Regions from separate parts of the Homo sapiens genome. Here region 2 is linked to region 1. Evidence: chromatin contacts called from ENCODE Hi-C or POLR2A ChIA-PET data. All regions are on one chromosome and are shown on one strand. Each heading gives the region's core, a stretch centred on a gene start or an enhancer-like site at or near the end of the contact. The rest is flanking DNA. Distances are from core to core; before and after follow the strand shown.

Region 1 (4,140 bases), core at 901-3,400:
AGACATATTAAGTTTTGACAGGATGAGGCAGTAGGCTCATGGATATCCACTATATTTATTGATTGCTATAGTTCGAAGTATATTTGAAATTTACATTATTTAACAACGTATATATATGTAATGAAATAGAGTTCTTTAAGCATACCAAATTTACAATTTTATTTTCAAATTTTAAAATTTACTTTTGGTCAGAATGCAGTAAAATGGGTACTTTAACACAATCAATGCTAGTTAGAAGGTATATTGATACAAGACTTTTGGAAAGCAAGATAGAAATATTTGTTTAAAAGAGAAAAAGCCTTTAAAAATATTCCCTACCAGTTGACTCAATAGTTCCACTGTAGGAAATCTATTCTAAGCGATCTTAAATTCACAAGATTTTGTAGAAAGACATTTATGACAATGTTATCTTTAATATTAAAATAATAGAGGGGATGTTAAACTATGATAATTTGCAGCCATTAAAAACTTTTACAAAGAGTCTGTAATAATGGAGAAATCTCTACTTCATAAATGTCCATAGAATAAAAAATGCTCTATTGTATACATGCTATGCTTAGCCTGCATTCAATAAACCCTCAATATATTTGAGAATATTAAGGAATATTGTTAATTTTTAAATTTGATCTTATCATCTTGAGATTTATTATTAAGTATTGAGAGAAATTGAATAATGTGGGATTTCCCCAGTTGGAGTAAGGGTGGCTATTCCTGCTTAGAAAAAAAGAATGGACCTTGTGTGGTCACTGCCGGATGGTAGGTTCATTATTCTTTCTACTTTTTTTTTTTAAATTTAAGAGACAGGAACTGGCTGTGTTGCCCAGGCTGGAGTGCAGTGGTGCGATCTCAGCTCACTGCAACCTCAGCCTCCTGGGTTCAAGTGATTCTCCTGCCTCAGCCTCCTGAATAGCTGGGATTACAGGCGCCCGCCACCATGCCCAGCTAATTTTGGTATTTTTAGTAGAGATGGGGTTTCACCATGTTGGCCAGGCTAGTCTCGAATTCCTGACTTCAGGCGATCCACCTGCCTTGGCCTCCGAAAGTGCTTGGATTTCAGGAGTGGCCACCGCGCTCGGCCCTAAATTCTTTTATTTAACTTTTAAGTTCAGGGTTATAAGTGCAGGTTTGTTATAAAGGTAAACCTGTGTCTTGGGGGATTATTGTACAGATTATTTCGTTTTCAAAGAGAATTTGCAAGTATGTCACAAAAGCCTCATAAACACGTTGTGAGATTTTAAGAGGCAATGACCGAGGCTTGGAGATGTCTCGTCCTGTCCAATGTCACCGCTAGACCTGAGAATCTGCACTTGGGAGCTTACAGACCCGGTTCTCAGGCTTCACTTGAGACCCCAAGAAAGAAAAAAACCCACCAGCCAAAGAGGAGGATGGCAGCCTGGAAGAACCTAAGGAAGCGAGGCTCAGAGGTGAAGCACTGTGGCTCCTCTCCCCCTTCTCCCCCCTCCGCCCCCTCTCCTTCTAAGATGAGGCATTTTCTAGGGGAGCAAAGCTGCAGCAGGAATTCGGCGAAGTGGCGGAGCTGGGGCCCCAGCGGGCGCCGGGGGCCGCGGGAGCCAGCAGGTGGCGGGGGCTGCGCTCCGCCCGGGCCAGAGCGCACCAGGCAGGTGCCCGCGCCTCCGCACCGCGGCGACACCTCCGCGGGCACTCACCCAGGCCGGCCGCTCACAACCGAGCGCAGGGCCGCGGAGGGAGACCAGGAAAGCCGAAGGCGGAGCAGCTGGAGGCGACCAGCGCCGGGCGAGGTCAAGTGGATCCGAGCCGCAGAGAGGGCTGGAGAGAGTCTGCTCTCCGATGACTTTGCCCACTCTCTTCGCAGTGGGGACACCGGACCGAGTGCACACTGGAGGTCCCAGAGCACGACGAGCGCGGAGGACCGGGAGGCTCCCGGGCTTGCGTGGGTAAGGTCCTGGGTCCCCACCGGGCACGGCCCATGCGTCCCGGGGACAGGGGTGGCTGTGCGGTGCCGCGGCGGCCGGCGGGGCTCCTTCCCCAGCAGGGGTGGGGACGCTGAGTCACGGATCTGTCACCGCTTTGCACCTCTCCGAGCCCTCGGGGGCCAAAGCAAAAGCGAAAGCGAATGCGACTGGCGGGGCGGCAGGTCCCAGAGCAGCGCTCGCCACCTCCCCCCGGCCTGGGCAGCGCTCGCCCGGGGAGTCCAGCGGTGTCCTGTGGAGCTGCCGCCATGGCCCCGCGGCGGGCGCGCGGCTGCCGGACCCTCGGTCTCCCGGCGCTGCTACTGCTGCTGCTGCTCCGGCCGCCGGCGACGCGGGGTAGGGAGCTGGGAGCAGGGGCGCCCGGGCGGGACTTGGAAGGGGGCCGGGACGTGGAGCTGGAGGGAACCGGGCGCCCCATCTCCCCGGGCCGTGCGGGGGCGTCGGTGCCCTCGGGAGCGCGGTGCGCGCAGGCCCAGGCCGGGGAGGGGACGCGGCGCCGGGCAGGAGGGACACGTGCCGGGAGCCGGGGTCGCAGGGAGAGCGCCGCCGCTGCGCCCGGGTCACCCACGTAAGGGAGCGGGCGGCCTGGCTGGGGTCTCCGAGGCCGAGGTCAGGAGCAGTTCTGAGAAGCCCGTTTTGGCCACGGGAGCGCGGAGCCGGCGGCGTCCAGCAGTTTGGAGACACGGGCGAGTGCGCTTCTCCCAGGCGCCTGGACTGCAGGGCGGGTGTTGCATAGCACGCGGTCCTCGGAGGGGTCCGGGAGAAACTACTCCTCCCGACTCCCAGGCAAAAGTAAATTATGTCAGTGGGAGCTGGGAGGGTGGGGAGGAGCTGTGTCCCAGGGGGAAACGCGTCGGGCAAGTTGCACACCTGGGGACCTGGAAACAACTTCCAATTCTTAAGCGATCAGGAAACCAGCAGAGGCGGTCGGGACCGGATGGGGGTGGGGAGTGGGGGCCAGCCTGGAGTCTACACTCGCAGAAAAAGGGGGAAGAGATCTGTGATCGCTTGGTGTATTCGAGAAGAAAGCGGGTCGCGGAGCTCTGATCTCGGCAGGGAGGACGGAATGAGCGATTCCTAGGGGTTTTGTCCCGGCAGCCAGAGGAAGGAGGAAAACAGTAGCAGGGTCTAGCTCTATCCTTGTCAGCGCTTCTTTATCTTTTTATAGTCAGGGAGCTCTTGGAGGGTCTGATGAAAGCTATGAACCCCCGGCCCCCAGAAAAATGCATGAATGAACATAGTTACAAAATGTGCATATGATTTTGGGGTCAAAGCCCCACTGAAGGCCATCCATGGACTCTCTATAGGAATTAGTAACGCCATGATCTGTGTGTGTTTTTAAGCGAGACCCTGAATAATTTACATCCAGTCGGGCCAGTCTGCCCAGGCCCTGGCCAAAGCCATTCCACGCACAGTTGCTGCTGCCTGGTGTGGCCTGAACGCCCCCCCACCCTCTGCCACCCCCACCCCAGCTCTGCGAGGCTTCTTGAAGTTTCGTTTTCATGAGACTCTGATGCTTGGATTTCCCCCCACATCTGAGAAGCAGAGTTAGTTGGTGACCGGTTGGTTCCTCCCAGTTGGCTAGCAGTGTCACAGGACCCCATAGCTGGCAACTGGGGCAGCTGGATTACACAATATGAAAGTGAAATGCAGCCTTAGTCAAAGCCCAGCAGAGAGGAGGTGTCTTCCTTGAAGACTGAGTGGATAGGGGAGCACCACTGTGAGATCTCTGATCTCATCAGCTGCACAGCCTTGCCCTTTGACCTTAGAAAGATGTTGCTACCTTCCCTTCCCAAAGCTCTCAATGTTTTTTCTTTTTCTTTTTCTTTCTTTCTTGTTTTCTTTTTTGAGACGGAGTCTCACTCTGTCACCCCGGCTGGGGTGCAGTAGCGCGATCTCAGCTCACTGCAACCTCCGCCTCCTGGGTTCAAGCGATTCTGCTGCCTCAGCCTCCTGAGTAGCTGGGATTACAGGCGATCGCCACCACGCCCAGTAACTTTTGTGTTTTTAATAGAGACGGGGTTTCATCATGTTGGTCAGGCTGATCCAACATGGTGATCACTCCTGACCTTGTGATCTGCCCGCCTCGGCCTTCCAAAGTGCTGGGATTACAGGCGTGAGCCAGCTTGCCCAGCCGTTGTTTTTTTTCCCTTTAACAGCCTTATTGAGGTATAATTGACCGACAATA
Region 2 (4,140 bases), core at 839-3,338, 570 kb before region 1:
CACGCATCTCCAGAACCTTTTCATCATCCCAAACTGAGACTCTGTCCCCATCAAGCATGAATTCCCCATTTCCCCCCTTCCAAGTTCCCGGGAGCCACAATTCTACCCTCAGTGTCTGTGAATGTGACTCCTCTAGGGACTCATTTCAGTGGAACTGTTTAACATTTGTCCCTTGGTGTCTGGCTTCTTTCACCGAGCATAATGTCCCCAAGTTTCCTCCATGTTGTAGCAGGTGTCACCACGTCCTTCCTTTTTCAGCCTCAAGAATATTCCAGTTTAACCTTTGAAAGCCTCCATTGCCTCTTCTGTAAAATCGGATCAGTAGGCCATTTTTCAAAGGTTGTTGTGAGGATTTAATAAAATCAGGTAAAGCAACAGACAGCGCCCAGTGCAGTGCTTTGAGCCATGATAAAAATTAATTTAGCCTCCTTCTCTTCCCTTTCTAAATGATAAGTTACATGAAGACCAGGTGCAAGAAAAATGCCTTTCTCATGTCCGTGGTTCCTGAAGTCACACATTTGTGAGTGCTCAGTAATTAATATTATTTTTAACTGAATTGGATAATCTTCTTATTTAGCAAGTTAGAGATTAACTCCCAGAGTCCCAGTATCGTAAAAATAAAAATGTTACATTCACATTTTCCCGCTATTTTTCCCCTATAGATTAAAAAAAAAAAAAACAGAAAGGAAATAATAGCAGACTTTGTCACTCAGGAAAAGAAAGAGTTGACTTAAGACAATGTGGGTCTGGGCGCAGTGGCTCACGCCTGTAATCCCAGCACTTTGGGAGGCCGAGGCAGGCGGATCATGAGGTCAGGAGTTCGAGAGCAGCCTGGCCAATATGGTGAAACACTGTCTCTACTAAAAATATAAAAATTTAGCCAGGTGCGGTGGTACGTGCCTGTTGTCCCAGTTACTTGGGAGGCTGAGGCAGGAGAATCTCTTAAACCCAGGAGGTGGAGGTTGCAGTGAGCCTGGATCATGCCACTGCACTCCAGCCTATGCGATAGAAAGAGACTCCTCAAAAAAAAAAAAAAAGAGTGTGGGGTAGGATCTCCAACTGCTTAGGCGAGAGAGGAGGTTAAACAGTCATCACACAAATTCAGATTCTAAGGGCAGGTGAATGAATAGAACCAATAAGTGAAGACCCAGTTTCCAGTTATCTCCATTTATCAATGTCCTTGGCCTAAGTCAATTAGAGTTAATCACTGTGGAGTTAATTACAGTGTCTCTCCTTGCCGTTAACAATATATTCTGTGGTCATCGCATTATTAGAATGGGCAAATTGGTTCTTCAGTTGACAGTGTGACCAGGTCATTAAACAGACAAATCTCCCCGATGAAAAACCTTGAGCGATGTTGATTTTGGTGGAAACATAAAGCCATCCACAAACCATCCTTTCCAGGATGGATGTCAGGTAGTGGGAATTAAGCTCAAAACTGTGACTCACAAACAGTTTAACTTCCTTCAGGTTGATTTTCCCCATTGGTAAAATTCCCATGAATATTCTACATAACCCTTTGATTCTTCCAACATCGTTTTTCCCAAACATCTTTCCTGAGAGCTCTTCAAAAGATGGTAAAGGTACCATAGTAAGATACATGATGTAATGAACTTGACCTCGCTGAGGGGAAAATGGCCATGGTAGCCTGCTTGGAAGAAATATGCAAACCATCTGAGAAAGAGACAGCTCTCTCAGTGTCGTGGGGTTGGAGGTCATGTCTTTCCTTTTCACAACAGGAAGGGCTGGCACCTTCTGCTCTTTCGGTCCTGACAACTGTCTGCTCAGAGCATCAGCCAAACAAGGCCCTGTCATCCCAGCCAGGAAGGATGCGCGGTGCATGGGAGTGGCAGGACATTTGTGGAAGGAGTACAGCCGACCCCCCAGTTTCCTCCAGTCCTTGTCCCCAGGCTGGGGTTCCTTCCAGCACTTGCAGTTCAGCCCTGCTCAGCGTGTTTCTCTGGAAAACAGAACCGTGGGCCTTGTCAGCAACCTGCTGTGTGAGTTGGGTTGTGTGTTTGATCATCGAGGACAGTGTTTCAGCATCTGGAGGTGTGTGTTTGCTTTCCTTAGGTAACCACAAAGTAGTGGTTAGCGTCTCTCTAATTGATAAGGGTGACAGAAGCTGCTGCTGGCTTTAGAATGATGCCTGAACTCTTCTTCTGAAAATGAATGTGGTTAATTTAGTCATGACAGACACATTTCTGACTTCTTCCTCCCTCCTTTTTTCCCCAACGCCACCTTTCCCCATGGTGTTGTGTTTTTGCTTTTGTTTTTGTTTTTGTTTTCCTCTGTCTGGAGACTGAAAGAGACCAGACTGCGCTCAGCTGAAAGCTAAGGGAAGCCTGTGCTGCTCCGCCAGGGCTGAGTATTTTGTTTTCAGCTCCGCGAACTCCACCTGTGTGACTTTTTCTTCCTTTCTTTTTAAAAGTAAACATGGCAGGATGTGTGCTCACCAATTACTGAGCGCACAGAAATACAGGAACTGCTGGGCTAACGAACACGACTTCAAAGGACAGTGGTGAGGAGCCCTTGCCTCCCTGCCAGGCTTGAAAGGGCTGAGCTCTCCAGGGAGGGCAGGGCCCACCCTCAGGGCTCCACCAAAATAGTGACTTCCCAGCCTGTGACTTTCTTAGAGCCCTGAGGAAGGACTCAACGCAGGGAAAGGACGTGATGGCAGTGGGGATTCCCTCTTGCTTTGAGCCCTTCTGAATGCAAGCAGAAAAAGAAACCCTTTTATATTACTTTTTAATTGAATATAATAACAGAAACAATGAAAAGAATGTGACCTTGACTTTGCAACTCTATTTCCCAGGCATATTCCTAACAACACCTAAGAAAGCTAGGATGTAGGTAGCTTTTATCACCTTCGTTCTTTTTAGGTAATGAGTTAGAAGCACAAAGCAGGCAAGAGACCTCGTAACGTCAAATTTAATATTAAGCTGATCTTCTGATGGCCCAGGACATACCCCTGGGTGCTAGAATCTAACACGGAGACATGGATGGTGACGGGTACCTAGTGATCCAGCTGTTGAACTACACACAATTCTGCTGTTGTCCCCGAGGGAGAACTGTTCACTCTGAAGCTGCAGATGCTGTGTTATAGGGTGTTAAAGTCTCTACAGTTTCTATCAATGCTGTTGCATTCATGTTTTATTGCTTCTGCCAAAATACGAGTATTTCAAGGATGAAGTTCATGTTCTCCCACCAGCTCTTGTCTAAAATCCATGCTCAATGAGTATTTACTGTATGCAGGTTATTACTGAAGAGAGGACTTATGTGTTCTTCCCATGACATCAGAATGCAAGGATATTTCTCCAAGAGAGCAGGCTTCTATCTGCAAATGCATTCACCTGAGGATAGTGGTGAGACAGCCACTGAGCCTGGCAAGTCAGCACCACTCCAGGTTGTTGGGCTGAAAATAGACTAGAGAGAGTAATCTCTAGGCCCTCATTTTATAGGCAAAGAAGCTGAAACCCACAGAGGGTAAGCAGTTTCCCCATGTTTACTCTGTCCTTCATTGAGCTTTGTATTGGCTTCGTTGCTCTTAGTGAAAACACAAGGACTGGCCACAGTTAGAGCCGGGGTCCATGTGTGCATCCCAGGCTTCTGCCTCTGACAGAGTTGAGGAACGTGTTGAGAAGGTGTGGTTGCTTTCCTTGACCTTAAACTTAAATAGCGCAGAATTGCTTTGGGCTCAGCGTTTTAATCATGTCACATAAAAATCAGATGCTATCCACAGAGAAGAAAAAAAATCATTTGAAATGTGCATATGAATATTTATTAGAGAAAGAGTAAAGAGTAGATATTACTTCATATGGAAACGAGGAGGCTTGGAGGTGGCTTTAATATGCAGCATCAGTAAGAATCAATGCAAAGAGAATGCTATCTAGCAATTTTAAATGTTCACTCAAAGAGAAATGGGCTTGAATTATAGCAGGAGGATTCCTGTTTAGTTGTTAAAAAAAAGATAAAAAGTAATCAGTAGGTCTCAACATGGACTTACTAAATTCATGCCAGATTCACCTAGTTTCCATTTTTGTAGAGTCCCCAGACTAATGAATTATTAGACCAGTGAGAGAACATGATTTCAATGAGATATCTAACAAAATGGCTCATAACACTCCTATTAGAAACGTG

What was found. Hi-C counts contacts between places; a loop is a spot of excess contacts on that map. ChIA-PET counts read pairs that join two places held with the same protein, here RNA polymerase II (POLR2A). Pooled maps may share reads with other maps.
Region 2: a loop to region 1 is called in a pooled map, with 4 times the contacts of the local background. The contact joins the enhancer-like site here to the promoter of IL15RA in region 1. A Hi-C loop is called at or near these places in 5 of 50 pooled maps. POLR2A ChIA-PET finds 5 or more read pairs at or near these places in 3 of 52 experiments (CD8-positive, alpha-beta memory T cell, GM12878 and activated T-cell).

Annotation. Positions count from the first base shown.
Region 1 is chr10:5,975,553-5,979,692 of GRCh38, reverse strand. IL15RA (interleukin 15 receptor subunit alpha) reads left to right here and starts at 2,150. Exons shown (of 7, transcript NM_002189.4): 1 at 2,150-2,288. The coding sequence starts at 2,201. RefSeq lists silencers at 1,387-2,056, 2,147-2,526 and enhancers at 3,417-3,496, 3,627-3,896.
Region 2 is chr10:6,541,524-6,545,663 of GRCh38, reverse strand. The region is part of intron 1 of PRKCQ (protein kinase C theta); the gene reads left to right. Among named protein-coding and RNA genes, the nearest start is that of PRKCQ, 37 kb to the left of the region's middle. Within about 2 kb of position 2,088, at least 5 of the 41 ENCODE cell types and tissues checked have a DNase peak (open chromatin) inside an H3K27ac peak, as active enhancers do.